Regions from separate parts of the Homo sapiens genome. Here region 1 is linked to region 2. Evidence: chromatin contacts called from ENCODE Hi-C or POLR2A ChIA-PET data. All regions are on one chromosome and are shown on one strand. Each heading gives the region's core, a stretch centred on a gene start or an enhancer-like site at or near the end of the contact. The rest is flanking DNA. Distances are from core to core; before and after follow the strand shown.

Region 1 (3,604 bases), core at 819-3,318, 190 kb before region 2:
GTAACAAACTCTCTAAGAAGGGGGACCTGTTTGTTAGGGACCTAACAAACAAATGGTCCAGAAAAGGAACTCCGTTTCCTACACGCCCACCAAGAACCAGGCACTGCGCTAGGGTCTTCACACCTATTATCTCATTTAATCCTGTCAGTTGCTTTGATGTAAGAATTATGGGTTTCATTTTAAAGGCAAGGCTCAGAGAAGTTAGAAATTTGGCCAAAGTCAGACACAAGGAATGAAATAGCTGGTGTTCAAACCTAAGTCTGTCTGACTCCAAAGTGGACGTACTTCCCTTGTACTTCTTCCTGGGGTTCTGGGGTTTTGAGGAAGGGGATTTTCCCTTCTGCTTGGAAGGAAATGGGAATTTTTTTTGTAGAAGGTAGCATCAAAGTAAGGCACAGGCACTAACAGTGGCATCATGGCATGAGATGATGGTGACTGGAGAAGCATTCCCCATGAGGGATTAAAAGCAGATATCAAAATATGTCACCTGAAATCAAAGGCCCAAAAGGGCCAAGCACTGGACAAAGTGTGTACAAAATGTCAGCCCTAGAGTCACTGATGATTGACCATGTGAATATAGGGAGGGTGTGAGGAGGGACAGAGAGGGAATGTCAATTGCCTGTGAACCCTGTCCTTAACAAAGCTTTAAGTTTACAGAAAATCTGGTTGTCAGCAAAAAAACAAAAAACAAACAAAAAAACCTGGGAAACAATCTCACTGTTTTGAAAGGGGGATTTGGTATCACCAACCTCTTGCTAAACAACGAACGGGATTCCAGAACGGTGCTCCACACCCTCCTTCAGGGTTTGCAGTGAAACGGTGAACACAAATAAAATGACAAAAAAAATATTGTTTTAAAGGAGCAGTTTAAGTGTTAAAAAAAAAAAAATTACAACCGGCCTGGACAACACAGACAGGCCCCATCTCCACTAAAAACTAAAAAAATTAGCTGGGCAGCCGGGCGCTGTGGCTCACGCCTGTAATCCCAGCACTTTGGGAGGCCAAGGCAGGTAGATTGCTTGAGGTCAGGAGTTCAAGACCTGGCCAACATGGTGAAACCCTGTCTCTACTAAAAATACAAAAATTGGCCAGGCGTGGTGGCGCGCCTGTAATCCCAGCCACTGAAGACGCTGAGGCAGGAGAACTGCTTGAACCCGGGAGGCGGAGGTTGCAGTGAACTGAGATCGCGTCACTGCACTCTAGCCTGGGTAACAGAGTAAGACCACGTCTCAAAAAAAAAAAAAAATTAGCTAGGCGTGGTAGTTTGCACCTGTAGTCCAGCTACTCGGGAGGCTGAGGTAGGAAAATCACTTGAGCCCAGAGTTCAAGGCTGCAGTGAGTTTGATCATACCATTGCACTTCAGCCTGGGTGACAGAGTGAGATCCTGTCTCTAAATAAATAAAAATTTAAAACTACATATATTATCACTTAAGAGCTTAGCAAAAAACACCCTGAAGTTACAATATTTCCATTTATAACAAATAGGAAAGGTGCTTCTCCTTCACCTAAGCCTTTTGCAGAGTAGTAGAGTCTGATTCCTAGAATACTCCACCCTCTGAGCAACCACCTCACCCACCAGATGCTGTCTTTCACAACTTCCAGGGATCCTGAGAGCCCCCACTTTGCAGAGCCTCCACTGCCAACATGTCATCCTGCCCTAGCCAAGCCTCAACAAGACATGCACGTGGCTCCTTCTCAGTTATCTGCCCTTGCTCTAGCCCTCCAACCGCACAAGGCAACTGGATCTCTAGGTGGTGGTGTGCTCATGCTCTGGCTCAGCGCTTGCCTTCTGTCTGCGAGGCTTGCAGAAGACTGTGTCCATGTGAGCTCCACGAGGACACGGACCTTACTTGCCTTCATGCAATCATGTCTGCGGTGCCTTGCAGAGCACCTGGCACACGGAAGTATTTACTGCAAGTACTTGCCCAGAAAGTATTTGCTGAACCAATGAATGAGCCCTCTTCGGATAGGACCCGAGACAAATGAAGCCTGAGAAATGCTCGAGATGACAACTCACGCCAGCACAGTCTCCTCCTTGCTGAGACGAGCAGTAAGGGCACTGAGTGCTTCTTGGGATGCCAAGGGAAGGCCAAAGCCACTTAGAGCTGCAACTGCATGGTAGATCTGGGTAACAGATGAGTCCTCACTGACAGCTGCCAGAAGCAGATCTTTGGTCTCATTTGAAATAGAGATCTAAGAAAGAATTGGCAGACACAGAGTTTTAGAACAGGTCTTGGCAATTTGTGGCAGGCATGGCAAAGACAGAATGCGGAGCAGCTGCCAAAGTCACCTCCGCCTCGCACATGCTCATCCCCCTCTAATCCCCAGACACCAGGATGAAATGTTTGCAAAACTTCGGTACAACACTCCCATGTGAAAAGATGCTGACAAGTTACCTTTCTACTTATATGGTTCTCCTATGTTCAACAAAATGACTTCCAGAAACCTCGTGTGGGGGTACACTTTGAACATTTTTACGTGTTAAAGGCAGATGGAAAGGAAAAAATCAAGACCTACCAGAAGAAAAGCAAAAACTGTACAAAAAGGTTATTTAAAACCCTTGAAAAGTAAAAACTTAGGAGAAACATAAACTATACTTTCTTAAGGAAAAAAAAAATCACAGGAATGGAATTCCCACTCACAATAATGGACTCTCATAATTAAAAAAAGGATGTTTGACATGACTCCTCCCCTTTAAAAATGTACTTTAAATAGTTAAAGTCATTGTCAGCGTAGGAACCCGGACTCACCTCACATCCTGAGAGGGCCTGGCTGGCCTGGGCAGCGTAGAAGAGGGAATCCACATTGCTGGGATCAAGGTTAGATCTGATGTAGGTACATGCTTTCTACACAGTGGGGAAAAGTCAATGTTAAGTGGTGACACATGTAGTGAACCAGGAAAAGCAAAGGCGTTTTTAGATAACATTCTCAGCCATTATAGATGGCTTAAGGAATGAGCTACATGAATTTAGTTAAGTAGTTACTTTCCATAGGACACGGTATTACCCAAAATTGCTCACTTCGTACAAAGAGCAATAAGCCTGAAGGCGCTTGAGTCCTTCCGAACCTTAGAAAGGAAAGAAGGAAACCACTTCCCGGATCACCTGTCTGGCCATGGACTGTGCTGGGTATTTAGGAAGCTCTTCCTTTTAACAACATGATCCTTTGGTAGAGATTATCACTATCCCCATTTACCTGAAAAAGAAACTGGGGCTCCAAATTGGCAAGTAACCTGATGAAGGTGACAAAGCTACCAAGTGGCAGTCTCTTCTGATTCCAACTTTACTGGCATCTCCACTTAGATGTCACCAAGGCCAAGTCAGGCTCAACAAATCTAAAATGAGCTTAACGCTGGGTGCAGTGGCTCACATCTGTAATCCCAGGCCTTTGGGAGGCTGAGGCAGGACTGCTTGAGCTCAGGAGTTGAGACCAGCCTGGGTAACATGGTAAGACCCCATCTCCACAAAAAATTCAAAAAGTAGCAGAGCAGGTGGCGCATGCCTGTGGTCCCAGCTACCTGGGAGGCTGAGGTAGGAGGACTGCTTGAAGTTGAGGCTGCAGTGAGCCATGTTCATGCCACTACACTCCAGTCTGGGAGACAGA
Region 2 (3,560 bases), core at 82-2,581:
TTTTAATTGATCCATATAATGAGAATAACCTAGAAGAGCTGTTAACAAGCCAGTATCCTTTGAAACAGTGTTTCCCAGAATGGTAGTATAAGTGTTTTGGGGGGTCCAGGCGCAGTGGCTCACGCCTGTAATCCCAGCACTTTGGGAGGCCAAGGCGGGCAGATCACCTGAGGTCAGGAGTTCGAGACCAGCCTTTCCAGCTGGCGAAACACCATCTCTACTGAAAATACAAAAATTAGCCAGACGTGGTGGCATGCTTCTGTAATCCCAGCTACCCAGGAGGCTGAGGCAGGAGAGTCGCTGGATCCCAGCGGGCAGAGACTGCAGTGAGCCGAGATTGCACCACTGCACTCCAGGCTGGGTGACAGAGCAAGACTCCGTCTCAAAAAAAAAAAAAGTGTTTTGGGGGAAGAGAGACTATACACAAAAAACTGGGGAAGTATGGAATTAAAGTGAACATGAGAGTTATTTTTTTTCCCCAACTGCAGTACTTCTCAGAGCCTTATACTAACATGAATTTCTGAATTTCCAATATAATATACAGCATTTCCTCAACTTTATTTAACCACATAGCTCCCCTCCCCTCCCACCCTCGTCAAGATCCTTTAGAAATAGCAGAAGTGAAAAAGACATCCAAATTAAGACTGACATCCCCTGGGGCTGTTTGGTTTTTGAACCATGTTTGTGTTTTCTGGTTTTCCTAAGGTGAAGGCATTGCTTCTACCCATGTTCTCAATGTTTGTAGGCCAGTGTATTGAGAATGAGAGCTTTTTTCATATATGTGCTAAATTCTTTTTAATTGGTAGTGGTTTTCTTAGCACATGGTTCTTGTGTATACAAGTAAATGATAGTTTGTAATACCCTGTAATACTCTTCCTTCCCCAAAAAATAGTAGGACAAAGTTCTGCCTGGTTTCACAAGCTATCCCAGAGTTGCACCATTAAGTAGGAAACTATGTTGGGGTAAGCTGTTATTTTACAATTGAGGGTGCTCAGTAAAACCTGAACACTGGTTCCTGATCAGGGTTCCTGTTGTATGTGGTACAATAAGGCTCTTAGAACACCTGTCACCTGCCATGTATTTGCAGAGAAATAAATGTAATTCATTTTGCTTCTTCCTTAACCTCTCAGGATATGCTTTACCTTTTAGAATCTTTCCACCTTTCTCAAAGACACAAGAAGAATATCTGCAGGCCTTTTAGTTGTCTGAAGCTGAGGTTTGCCACTGCCTCCCATACTGTAGAACTTAGCTAAACACCAGCCCAGGGCTGTTACCCCTCTAAGAGCCACTAGTGACAGTGAGCTCAACAGCTATGGTTGTGAAAACATTCTGAAGTGGAATCTAGAGAAAAGAGCACCACCTTCAGTTCATATGTTTGCATTTCTCTAGATTCCAATTTGACTTATAAGTAATACAGATGGATTGCTGAACCTTCTCTGAAAATATTAATTTCTCTACATAAAGATTTGTGGGTTTTTTTTAATATTGTAGAAAGGTCATTTAAATCACCAACTTGTATATTAAAGTATGCTTTGTGGCTGGGCATGGTGGCTCATGCCTGTAATCCCAGCACTTTGAGAGGCTGAGGCTGGTGGATCACTTGAGCCCAGGAGTTGGAAACCATCCTGGGCAACATGGCAAAACCCCGTCTCTACTAAAAATAAAAAATAGCCAGGCATGGTGGCACGTGCCTGTGGTCCCAGCTACTCAGGAGGCTGAGATGGGAGGATCACTTGAATCCAGGAGGTCAGGGCTGCAGTGAGCCAAGATTGCACCACTGCACTCCACCCTGGGTGACAAAGTGAGACCCTGTCTCAAAAAAATAAAAAGTATGCTTTGTATCACAACATTGCATTCTTTTTAACAGACTTAGAAGATGCTACAAAAACACCTGACTGTTCCAGTGGACCAGTGAAAGAGGAAAGAGGTGATCTTATAAAATTTTACAATACAATATATGTAGGAAGAGTGAAGTCATTTGCACTGAAATACGACTTGGCGAATCAGGACCATATGGTATGTTCTATGTTTTACTACTTTATTATTATTTGCTGTCATAGTTGGATTACTATAAGTTTATTTTGCTAGATAAATATGTCCAAGTAAAATTACTAGCAATTAATCAGAGCATGTCCAGTAACTTAATCAGTGATTAAGGCTATGGTACAACAGAGACCAGAGGAAATCATGGGATCTGTTGCCCAGGCTAGAGTGCAGTGGCGAGATCTGGGCTCACTGCAACCCTTGCTTCCAGGCCTCAAGCGATCCTCCCACCCCAGCCTCCCAAATAGCTGGTACGACAGCCACATGCCCCCACGCCTAGCTAATTTTTTTGTATTTTTAGTAGATACGGGGTTTCACCATGTTGGCCAGGCTGGTCTTGAACTCCTGGACTCAAGCAATCTACCCACCTCAGCCTCCTAAAGTGATGGGATCACAGGTGTGAACCACCACGCCTGGCATGAATTTTATCTATACCATGATTATGTTGCTAGAAATTCCGTATACATATGGGTAAGAACTTGATGGGAACATGAATATTAAAACAACTAATTTGTTTTTTTTGTTTTCTTTTTTTTTTTTTTTTTGAGACAGTCTCACCCTGTCACCCAGGCTGGCGTGCAGTGGTGCGATCTCAGCTCAACTGCAACCTCTGCCTCCCGGGCTCAAGTGATTCTCCTGCCTCAGCCTCCCTAGTAGCTAGGATTACAGGAGTGTGTCACCACACCTGGCTAATTTTTTGTATCTTTAGTAGAGACAGGGTTTCACCATGTTGGCCAGGCTGGTCTTGAACTCCTGACCTTGTGATCCGCCCACCTCGGCCTCCCAGAGTGCTGGGATTACAGGCATGAGCCACTGCACCCAGCAAATTTGGTAAATTTTTCTGTTGTTATATTGTGAGATTAATGTTTTTCTCAAGTCAAAGACAAAAGGGGCCAGGTGTGGTGGCTCATGCCTGTAATCTCAGCACTTTGGGAGGCCTAGGCGGGCGGATCACCAGAGGTCAGGAGTTTGAGACCAGCCTGGCCAACATGGTGAAATCCCATCTCTACCAAAAATTAGCTGGGCGTGGTGGCAGGCACCTGTAATCCCAGCTACTCGGGAGGCTGAGGCAGGAGAATCACTTGAACCCAGAAAGCGGAGGTTGCAGTGAGCAGAGATCGCGCCACTGCACTCCAGCCTGGGTGACAAGAGGGAAACTCTGTCTCAAAAAAAAAACAAAAGGAGGTCAGGTGCTGTGGCTCATGCCTGTAATCCCAGCACTTTGGGAAGCTAAGCCTGGAGGATTGCTTGAGCCCAGAAATTTGAGACCAGCCTAGAAACACAGGAAGACCCTGTCTCTTAAAAAAAAAAACTAAAAACTAGCCGTGTAGTGGCTGGTACACACCTTTAGTCCCAACTACTCAGCAAGCTAAGGTAGGTGGATCGCTTGGGCCCAGGAGGTCAAGGCTGCAATGAGCCACAATCGCACCACCACACTCCAGTCTGGGCAACAGAGCAAGACCCTGCCTCAAAAAAAAAAAAAAAAAAAGAAAGAAAAAAAAAAAAGAAAAGAAGGC

The links. Hi-C counts contacts between places; a loop is a spot of excess contacts on that map. ChIA-PET counts read pairs that join two places held with the same protein, here RNA polymerase II (POLR2A). Pooled maps may share reads with other maps.
Region 1: a map of thyroid gland shows a loop between it and region 2 (2.6-fold over the local background). The contact joins two enhancer-like sites. A Hi-C loop is called at or near these places in 10 of 168 maps with a recorded cell type or tissue (CD4-positive, alpha-beta memory T cell, CD8-positive, alpha-beta T cell, IMR-90 and 6 more), 7 of 37 single-sample maps with no recorded cell type and 16 of 50 pooled maps. POLR2A ChIA-PET finds 5 or more read pairs at or near these places in 3 of 52 experiments (activated CD8-positive, alpha-beta memory T cell, activated naive CD4-positive, alpha-beta T cell and naive thymus-derived CD8-positive, alpha-beta T cell).

The regions. Positions count from the first base shown.
Region 1 is chr20:37,197,640-37,201,243 of GRCh38, reverse strand. RPN2 (ribophorin II) reads right to left here. Exons shown (of 17, transcript NM_002951.5): 3 at 2,752-2,847; 4 at 2,019-2,194. Among named protein-coding and RNA genes, the nearest start is that of MROH8, 20 kb to the right of the region's middle. Within about 2 kb of position 2,068, at least 3 of the 41 ENCODE cell types and tissues checked have a DNase peak (open chromatin) inside an H3K27ac peak, as active enhancers do; they include thyroid gland, where a contact is called at or near this core.
Region 2 is chr20:37,005,867-37,009,426 of GRCh38, reverse strand. RBL1 (RB transcriptional corepressor like 1) reads left to right here. Exons shown (of 22, transcript NM_002895.5): 20 at 1,868-2,016. Among named protein-coding and RNA genes, the nearest start is that of SAMHD1, 56 kb to the right of the region's middle. Within about 2 kb of position 1,331, at least 7 of the 41 ENCODE cell types and tissues checked have a DNase peak (open chromatin) inside an H3K27ac peak, as active enhancers do; they include thyroid gland, where a contact is called at or near this core.